Regions from separate parts of the Homo sapiens genome. Here region 1 is linked to region 2. A link is a loop called in an ENCODE intact Hi-C map of the cell type or tissue named here. Cell type or tissue: IMR-90. All regions are shown on one strand.

Region 1 (5,000 bases), 450 kb before region 2:
ATTGAGAACTCCTTATTATGCTTTCATTCCAAGATAACCGAAACTATGGTTTGATGATAAACACAGGAATCTTTTATACAAAGCAAAATTAACTAAAAACTAGCTGCACATGTGGAAAAGATGCTAGCTAAGTGAAATTCACAAGAGTTTTTTAAATAAAAGGTAAACCCCATATGCAATTTTGAAATATAAAAGTAAATGTAATAAAATTACAGTTGAGAGCATCATAACACCTAACTTTCGAAAAATAAAAGTAACCGATGCATTTTGGCATTTCAATGGCTTCTTCCTTTGAAAGAAAAATGATGCTATAAGTAATCAAATTTGACACAATGTTAACATTAATCAATTTACTAATTTAAAAGGATGTTACTAAACATTTAAATCAAATACAAACATATGCTTCAATATTCCCTACTTGTAAATCTAAGAACAGTTTAAAAGATCAGCTGAAGAGCCCAAATCTCAAATGACTGCTTAAAAAGCTCACAGACACCAGGAGTCTCTTAAAAACAAACAACAACCACCACCAAAAAAAAAAAAAACAAAAAACAAAAAAAACAGGCATTCATTTGATGCCTAATAAGTACTTAATTTTATATTCCCTTAATTTATATTTCCATTAGGCAGACAGATGCAAAGATCTAGCTCCAAACCACTTTCTCCCCAATACTGTAATACAGAATTGGAAATGTAGTAAAGTTTGCATCATACTAATTTGTACTTTTTTATGATTACCTAAAAACTAATAAACCAACCAGTTCACTTCATGTTGTCGCCAAACTGAGCACAGCTGCTTTCAAGGTATGGTCACTATGCCTATAGTAAATTTATTTTTCTGGGTTTTTCTTTTTTTTTTTTTTTTTGAGACAGAGTCTTGCTTTTTGCTTTCAAGGCATGGTCACTATGCCTACAGTAAATTTATTTTTCTGGGTTTTTTTTCTTTTTTTTTTTTTGAGACAGAGTCTTGCTTTGCTACCCAGGCTGGAGTGCAGTGGCACGATCTCGGCTCACTGCAACCTCCGCCTCCTGGGTTCAAGCAGTTCTCCTGTCTCAGTCTCCCCAGTAGCTGGGACTACAGCCGCCCGCCACCATGCATGGCTAATTTTTGTATTTTTAGGAGAGATGGGGTTTCACCATATTAGTCAGGCTGGTCTGGAACTCCTGACCTCAGGTGATCCACCCACCTCGGCCTCCCAAAGTGCTGGGATTACCAGCATGAGCCACTGCGCCCAGCCTATTTTTCTGGTCTTAATGAACTATAAGCTAAATTGAAGATGAGATCTATCCAATATTTCTGTTCTAACTCCTCAGAGCACCTACTACACTGCTATGAACTTGATGTGAACATCAAAAAATAATTAGTTAAGTATTAACTGTGTTCAAATCCTGGCTCTGCCACTTGCTAGCTGTGTGATCTCAGGAAAATTACTTAACATCTCTAGGCTTTAATTGCCTCATCTGTTATATAGGTGCCAGGTGTTAAAATAGACTCTGCCTTATAAAACTTGTTATGATCCATGGTAGACTGGATAAATAAAATGTGGTACTACATATACACCATGGAATACTATGCAGCCATACAAAAGAATGAGACCATGTCCTTTGCAGGAACACAGATGGAGCTGAAGGCCATTATCCTTAGCAAACTAACCCAAGAACAGAAATCCAAATACTGCATGCTCACATTTGTAAGTAGGAGCTAAATGATGAAAACACATGGACACATAGAGGTGAACAACAGGCACTGGGGTCTATCAGAGGGTAAAGGATGGGAGGAGGGAGAGGATTAAGAAAAATAATGGGTACTAGGATTAATCCTGGGTGATGAAATAATCTGTACAACAAACCCCCTTGACTCATGCTTACCTATGTAACAAACCTGCACATGTACCTCTGAACTCAAAAGTTGAAAAATAAACTATATCCACACTAGTACACAAATGGAGGCATGCTCTGTCATACATCCTGCTGCATTTAATGTATAAGAAAGAACCATTGGTCCTTGTTGCTCACTTCTGTGAACAAAAAGTGCACTAAGGCCATGGGAGTCATCCACTTTCAGGTCAAGGTCTATCCTTTCCCTTGTGGTAAATACCAGGCCAGAGATGAATCAGCACCAAACCAAAGGCCCTCATCCAAATATGAGAATGCTGACTCCTTCTCATTTAAAGAAAAAAAAAAAAAAGAGATTCTTTTATTTTCAATAATCCTTTATTCTTGGGAAAACCCAGTTTAAATGTGACCTAATTTTTTATTTTATTTAGCATATTACATCTATGATCATAAGTAAGATAAACCCATAATTTTCATTTCTAATATCTTCTTTATCTGAGTTAGGTAGCGAAGTTATACTAGTTTCATAAAAAACAGGAGGTGTCCCTCTCTTTGATTCTCCAGGAAAAACTGAAGTAAAAATAAAATTATGTTTATTGTGCAGCCATAAAAAAAGAGTAAGTTCATGTCCTTTGCGGGGACATCGATGAAGCTGGAAACCATCATCCTCAGCAAACTAACACAGGAACAGAAAACCAAACACTACATGTTCTCACTCATAACTGGCAGTTGAAAAATGAGAACACATGGACATAGCGGGGGAACATCACACACAGGGGCCTGTCAGGGATTAGGGGGAAAGGAAAGGAAGAGCATTAGGACTAATATCTAATGCATGCAGGGCTTAAAACCTAGCTGATGAGTTGATAGGTGCAGCAAACCACCAGGGCACATGTATACCTATGTAACAAACCTGCACATTCAGCACATGTATCCCAGAACTTAAAGTAAAATAAAATTAAAAAGAAAAGAAATTATGTGTATTGACTCTTTGATTTAAATTACCTCTGAATGGCATTTGTGTGAGTAAATTTCTAATCTTGATTAAATTTATATAATGAATTTTTTAAAAAACCATTGTTAGGATTAAATGATAATCCATTTAAAGCACCTAGCACAAGTATACAACAACACTTAGTAAATGTTTGCTCCTGCCTCCTCAAGGAATGCAGCCCTGCCGATATCTTGATTTTAAGTCCATGGGACCTCTGTTGTTGGACTTCTGACCTCCAGAACTGTACTTTGGTACTCTATTTGGTACCTGTTAGGCAGTGACCTTAGCAGTCACAGAAGAAACTTGTACTTGGAAAATCTACTTTCATATACTTCATATTTTCCCATTCTACAGATTTTTAACAAAGTTCATTTTGTAAAATCCATTTTTGTCTAACTTGGACTGAGAAAAATCGAGATGGGATTTTGTTTTCATTATAAACAAGCCAAAGACTTAGAAAAGTGAGCCTTTAGGACTAAAACACACTGACCTCAGCGTGACTTTAAACACAACCTTTAAAGTTGAGGAAAAAAAGTAAATAATGATGTGAAATTTTTGGTATGTGAAACCTGACTAGAATTTCAAAGAAAACTTTAGGATATATTAAAAATCACAAAATGGGGCTTTTACTCCAAGAATGTTTTCACTAAAAGATGAGCAATTACAAAAAATAATCAAAACAGCGCCAAGGCACACTAGTTCAGGCCTATAATCCCAATACTTTGGGCGGCCTAGGCAGGAGGATCACTTGAGCCCAGGAGTTTGAGACCAGGCTGGGCAACATAGCAAGACCCCATCTCTAAAAAAAAAAAAATCTTAAATTAGCCAGGCATGGTGGTGCATGCCTGTGGTCCTATCTACTTGCGAGGAAAGCCTGAGCCTAGGCGTTTGAGGCCATACTGAGCTATGATTGTGCCACTGTACTCCAGCCTGGACAACAGAGGAAGACTCTGTCTCTAAAAAATAAAAATAATCAAAGCAGGTAAAATTCAATTATTTAGAAGATGAAAAACAAAATCCATCACAAATGACATAATTTTGAAAGAAAGAGTATCAAAAAGAAAAAATTGACCAGAAAAAAATTGAAAGCTATCACACAATAAGTCTGGAATCTATTTTTTAAAACTTATATAAAAAGCCCAAATAAGAGAATGAGTCAATGAGAGACTGGAAATAGAATCCAGGCTTTCTGCACTTTACACCAGGTGGCCTCTCAAATAGGTACTAAGAAACTATAATATCAGACACCTACAGATACACACACACACACACACACACACACACACACACACACACACACGAAAACTAACTTACTGAATCAATAAAGTTAACGATAGATTATTTTTTTAAAAATCGGCTGGGCCCAGTGGCTCATGTCTGTAATCTTAGTACTTTGGGAGGCCAATGAGGGAGGATTGCTTGAGCCCAGTAGTTCAAGACCATCCTGAGCAACATAATGAGATGCTGTCCTCTACAAAAAATAGAAAAATTAGTTGGGTGTGGTAGCATATGCCTGTAGTACCAGCTACTCAAGAGGCTGAGGTGAGAGGATTGATTGGGCCTGGGAGATGGAGGCTGCAGTGAGCAGCGAGCCGTCATCATTCCACTGCACTAAAGCCTGGGTGACAGAGCAAGACCTTGTCTCCAAAAAAAAAAAAAAACAAAAAAACGCCAGGTGCAGTGGCTCACGCCTGTAATCCCAGCACTTTGGGAGGCCAAGGCGGGCAGATCACGAGGTCAGGAGATCTAGACAATCCTGGCTAACACAGTGAAACCCCATCTCTACTGAAAATACAAAAAATTAGCCGGGCGTGGTGGTGGGCGCCTGTAGTCCTAGCTACTTGGGAGGCTGAGGCAGGAGAATGGCGTGAACCCGGGAGGTGGAGCTTGCAGTGAGCCGAGATTGTACCACTGCACTCCAGCCTGGGTGACAGAGCAAGACTCCATCTCAAAAAAATAAAATAAAATAAAATAAAGTCAAAGGGTGAACAGAAAATTTCATGGATAAGTCAGGTACAAATTCTCATACAAATGAAAAGAAAGGATTTGAGAAGTAGATTCAAAGTGATTTCTTTCTTTTTGTGAAAAGAAGAAAAGGCATTTGAAAATCACAAGGACCACTAAGAAAATATAGTACAAAGTTTACTCAAAGATGAAAAAAAGAGAGAAG
Region 2 (5,000 bases):
CTATTCTGAATGGCTGTAACCCCTCCAACAAGTTTTTATATTGTTAATTTATTCACTTTTCTAAAAGACATTTAGACTTTTGATATTAAAAATAATTCTATGATGAATAATTTAATGCAGATAAGATCTTCATTCTTTTGAATATTTTCCTCTGGATAAAATCCCAAAGCAGGAATTGTAGGTCAAAGGATATGAATATTTTCCTGGTCTTCAGGCATGCTGCTGATTTTTTGTCATGAAAACAAGTCAATTTAAATAACTACAGTTCACTCATTGGTGAGCAAGTGGTAATTTGAATGGGCCACTTTTTTTTTTCTGCCTCATCACTTTGAAATTTATCTGTTTTTAAATTACTGCTTGTTTAAAGCTGCAAAACTATGCCTTATTATTATCATCATAGGTTTCTTTTATTAGTGTTACCACTTAAGTGTATTTGCCAAGGCCTCAGAGTAGTTGACTGTATCGTACACTTAGCATCCTCTAAAAAGTTCGGTATTGTTTAAGAAACATTCTTGTTTATTCAGGAAATTATCAAAGCAAAATGAATGAGACCAAAGCTAGAGAGCAATCATTCTGGTTTACAGACAGCAAAGCAAGCAGATAATCCATCTGTGATAACCGTTGAAGCTGGTTGCTGTCCACCCACAATCTGCCTTTGAGCAGAAAGGTCTTTCTCCACATTAGTACAACCTCATGGATAAGGAAATGTCCTCACATCTCTGGAATATGAACTGCCTTTGAAACGAGGAGCTGGTATCACCTAGGGCTAGCATTTCAGCCCTTTGTCTTAACTCTTAGTAAAGGACAATGAAAATAAAGTCAATTGACGCTGGGCGCGGTGGCTCACGCCTGGAATCCCAGCATTTTAGGAGGCCGAGGCGGGCGGATCACGAGGTCAGGAGATCAAGATCATCCTGGCTAACACAGTGAAACCCCGTCGCTACTAAAAATACAAAAAAAAAAGTTAGCCAGGCATGGTGGTGGACGCCTGTAGTCCCAGCTACTCAGGAGGCTGAGGCGGGAGGCTGAGGCAGGATAATGGCGTGAACCTGGGAGGCGGAGCTTGCAGTGAGCTGAGATCGTGCCACTGCACTCCAGCCTGGGCGACAGAGCGAGACTCCGTCTCAAAGAAAAAAAAGAAAGGCAATCAAAGGAAATTGTCTGTTGACTAAATGAAGCAACATATCCCCTGTTCAGCTTGAAGAAGCTAGACAGTTACTTTCTTAAAGAGGAAATGTTCCTACTGCAGGCATATTATCTGGGACCCTGAGGATGCTGTACACATGTTCCACCTCCTCTTGTGTGGACGTGGGCCACGTGGGTCTCACGCTACAGGAAAGGGACTGTTGTTTGATATTTTACCTTGTTTGCCCAATGAATGTTGGGCACAAAGAAGAGTGACTATGTTTCCTCCTCCTAGAAATCCAAACTCAAACTCTTGTCAGAGCTTTTGTGAAGGCCTAAGAATGTTTCATGAGACATTTTAAGCACTTAGTTTTATGAGAATCTAATAGAACTTTTCTGTGATGGTGGAACTGTTCTCTACATGCACTGCCCAATATGGTAACCACTGGCCATGTATGGCTATTGAACATATGAAGTATGGCTACTGCAATGGAGGAATGGACTTTTTCATTTTATTTAACTCAGAATATTTTCAATTTAAGTAGCTATTTGTGGCTAGTAGATACTATATTGAATAGTGCAGGTCTAGGTCAAAATCATCTCCTTGTGGGATGTTATATCAGCTACCTATTGTTGTATGACTAATCACTTACTGCATCACAGTTTCAAGGATCAGGAACCTGGGGGTGGCTTAGTAGGTGGTTCTGGTTCAGGGTCTCTTGTGAGATTCTGGTCAAGCTGTCAGCCAGGGCTGTATCATCTGAGACCTCAGTGGGGGATTGGAGGATCTGCTCTAAGAAGGCTCACTCACCTGGCTGTTGGCTGGAGGCCTTAGTCATTACTCACCATGTGGACCTCTCCATAGGGCTGCCTGAGAATCTTGAAGACACGACAGCTGGCCTGCTCCGGGGAGGATGGTCCAAGATAGTGAAGTGAGAGAGAGTGACCAAGATGGAAGTCAGGGTTTTTTAGTAAGCTAATTTTGGAAATGACCTACTGTCACTTCTGTCACACAGACCAACCCTGGTACAGTGCAGATGGGGGACAGCACAAGGGTGTGGACACCAGGGTGCCGGCTCAGCGGGACTACCTGGAGTGGCCTACCACAAGGGAATCACATGGTCCTTTCAGGTGGTCACTGAAGGGACGACACATTTGCCTCTCCCACCTTTATTGTTTCTCTTGTATTTTTCCAGAACCAAGTTAAAGGTTTAAAAATAAAAAGGCCAAATGAAAGAGCAAGCCACTGGCCCTGCCCTGGGAATATTCATGGGTGGTTTCCTTGCCTGTGTGGAGAGTGAGGCCGAGACAGCACCTGAGCTGCCTCCTGCACAGAAACCGGCGCCACATTGAAGGTGTCCGCTGTTCTCTGCAAGGGCTGAGGCCCCATGTGCTTTGTTTCAGCGAGCAGTGCATCGAAGCCTACGAACTCCTCCTGGCGCTGGCAGAGAGTGAGCAGAGCCTCATCCTGGGGCAGTTCCGAGCGGCGGGCGTGGGGTCCTCCCCTGGTAAGTGTCTCCAGAGTCCCTCTTCCTCCTCTTGTCTCCCTGCCTCCTTTGCTTCTGCCCCTGTCTCAGCAACTGGCATTGAATCATCTCCCGACAACACAAAATTTGGTTGTCAAGTGTGTTTTTCGTTTTTCCTCATGACTGAATGGGTAAATTGTTTATGTTGAATGCAGCAAGAACTGGAGTGGAAACAGAATAACAGACAAGTTAAAACAAACAAGACTTCTTAGGAGCTGCATTCTCCTGGGCTGACAGTGGGGCCAGATGGAGCTGAGGCCGCATCAGCGATGAAAGGGGCCAGCGTTTCTGCAGCTGTCTCTCTGATGCCTGTTGTCAAGGCACATGCTGCCGCCACATGGCCTTCACTTCATCTCGTTCCATTGGCTGAGCTTCTCCAAGTTTACCTCTTTGAGTAGTAGTTGTTTTTTTTGTTTGTTTGTTTTGAGATGGAGTTTTGCTCTTGTTGCCCAGGCTGGAGTGCAATGGTGCAATCTTGGCTCACTGCAACCTCCACCTCCTAGGTTCAAGCATCCTCCTGCCTCAGCCTCCCAAGTAGCTGGGATTACAGGCACATGCCACCACGCCTGGCTAATTTTGTATTTTTAGTGGAGACAGTTTCACCATGTTGGTCAGCCTGGTCTTGAACTCCTGACCTCAGGTGATCCACCTGCCTCAAAGTGCTGGGATTACATGCGTGAGCCACTGCGCCCGGCTTTTGAGTAGTTTTGAAACATGGGTTTCCCCTGCCAGGTCTCCAGGTGTCTTACGAACAAAGAAGAAGTAGTTTCACCCCCTGCTCTTGTCAGCATCACAGAATGCTCGCCCACCTCGCTTTCCTGTGCCTGTCCTTCCCCCAGCCCGGGGATCCTGTGCCCTGTTGGCCTGACCTGTACCTCGAGATCTGCACTGCCTGCTCACTTCTGTCCCTCAATTTTGAGTAAGGTGGAAGGAGTATCTAATTGGACACAAGCATGTCATTCTAGGAAGCGGCAGCATTTGCTAAAACGTGGCCAGTGATTGTGGCTCCGAGCCTGCAGTGATGTGGGGAGGACTGCAGTAGAAACAGTGCTAAGAGGAAAGAGAGACCCAAGGAGAAAGGTGGCCGTCTCTCCATGCAGAACTAAGCCCCGGACACCCCCTTAGCCTTCGGAGAGGCAATAGCAAGTAAACAGAAAGCCAAGGTGACCAGGTCTCTCCAGAGCCAAAGATGGATGGTGTGGGCAGGCCAGGCATTCCCATGTGTGGTAGCCAGGCCTCTGTCATGGACTGGATTTCTGCTGTGAGCTTCCATTAGGACTTGTCCATCCAGGACACACCCTTCAAAGAAAGTCACCATCCAGGCACCTTCTGAATGCACCTTCCTGTCCTTCTTCCCCGCTCCTCCCCCTTTGTCTGGGGGCTCACTTTTGCACTGAACACTCACATGTGTTTCCTCCTTCAGTTTCGACTTGCACAGGAATCTGAAGCAAAAGTGAAGGAAGGAAGGTATCCTGGGTGTTAATTTCCTGCTTCATATCCAAGTAATCCAACAAAGGAGCACACCTTCATTTGTATGGAGAGTGATGCTCTGATCCTCCCTCTGGTTTTTTTTAAATAGTATTACCAGCCCAGCCCAGAAGTAGAAACTCTGCCAGCATTTCCATTAGAAACCTCATTTTTCAGGGTCTTTTAACTGAACCATAAAACTTTATTTCTCATATGAAACAGATCCTAAAATGATCTTGGCCTGCTGTCAGGATTTTTTTAAATTAATATACGTATTAAGAAAAATGATAAATTAAAGGAAAAAGTCAATCGTATTTCCAGTTGGTTATCAGCGGAGTGTCTTAACCTGTTCAGGCCTCACAAGGTACCTTTCATTAGGCATGTACCTACTCAGTGCAGTTATTTGGTGTAGGAGCTGAAAGAGCTTAAATAAATCTGCCTTTTAAATATTCAAAATCAATAATGAAATGCTTTGTATTTACCTAATACTGGGAAGTTCATGTATACATTTATAATATGAGCCAGTAAGTAATGTCATGCCTAATTCCAAATAGCAGTCAGTGGTGAGATGTATGTAAAATGTCTTATTTGTGGAGAGAAGAGAGGCATGAAGTTTGTCAGAGAAATGACAGGAGGGAGTTCCAGGGATTTTTGGCCTGCAGAATGGGTCCACCCCATTTCCTGCCCACTCTCCATAGTACTGAGGGCAGGCTTGATTTTTAGCAGTTCCCCATTAAGCCTCGCCCTTGCATTCCGCTGACAGGAGTGGCTGGCCCATCATACTGTGCCATCATGCCACCCATCATGCCATAGAGCTGTTGCACAGCAAAGCAGGAACTCATTTGTGACATGCACCCACAGTATCTATGATTGTGGGTCTTT

The links. Peaks named below come from ENCODE experiments on the same cell type or tissue, not always from the same donor. Only the 100,000 strongest peaks of a DNase experiment are listed, where the experiment ranks them.
Region 1: a loop joins it to region 2, with 14 times the contacts of the local background. A loop is called at or near these places in 1 of 110 quality-filtered maps.

Annotation. Positions count from the first base shown.
Region 1 is chr5:113,517,687-113,522,686 of GRCh38, reverse strand. The region is part of intron 2 of YTHDC2 (YTH N6-methyladenosine RNA binding protein C2); the gene reads right to left. Among named protein-coding and RNA genes, the nearest start is that of YTHDC2, 6.5 kb to the right of the region's middle. RefSeq lists a silencer at 1,998-2,198. In IMR-90, no CTCF peak of the experiment used is centred here; a DNase peak (open chromatin) is centred at 2,076.
Region 2 is chr5:113,065,713-113,070,712 of GRCh38, reverse strand. MCC (MCC regulator of Wnt signaling pathway) reads left to right here. Exons shown (of 19, transcript NM_001085377.2): 13 at 2,530-2,633. Among named protein-coding and RNA genes, the nearest start is that of DCP2, 91 kb to the right of the region's middle. RefSeq lists enhancers at 3-777, 778-1,554. In IMR-90, a CTCF peak has its summit at 2,959; DNase peaks (open chromatin) are centred at 1,952 and 2,812; H3K27ac peaks cover 1,054 bases.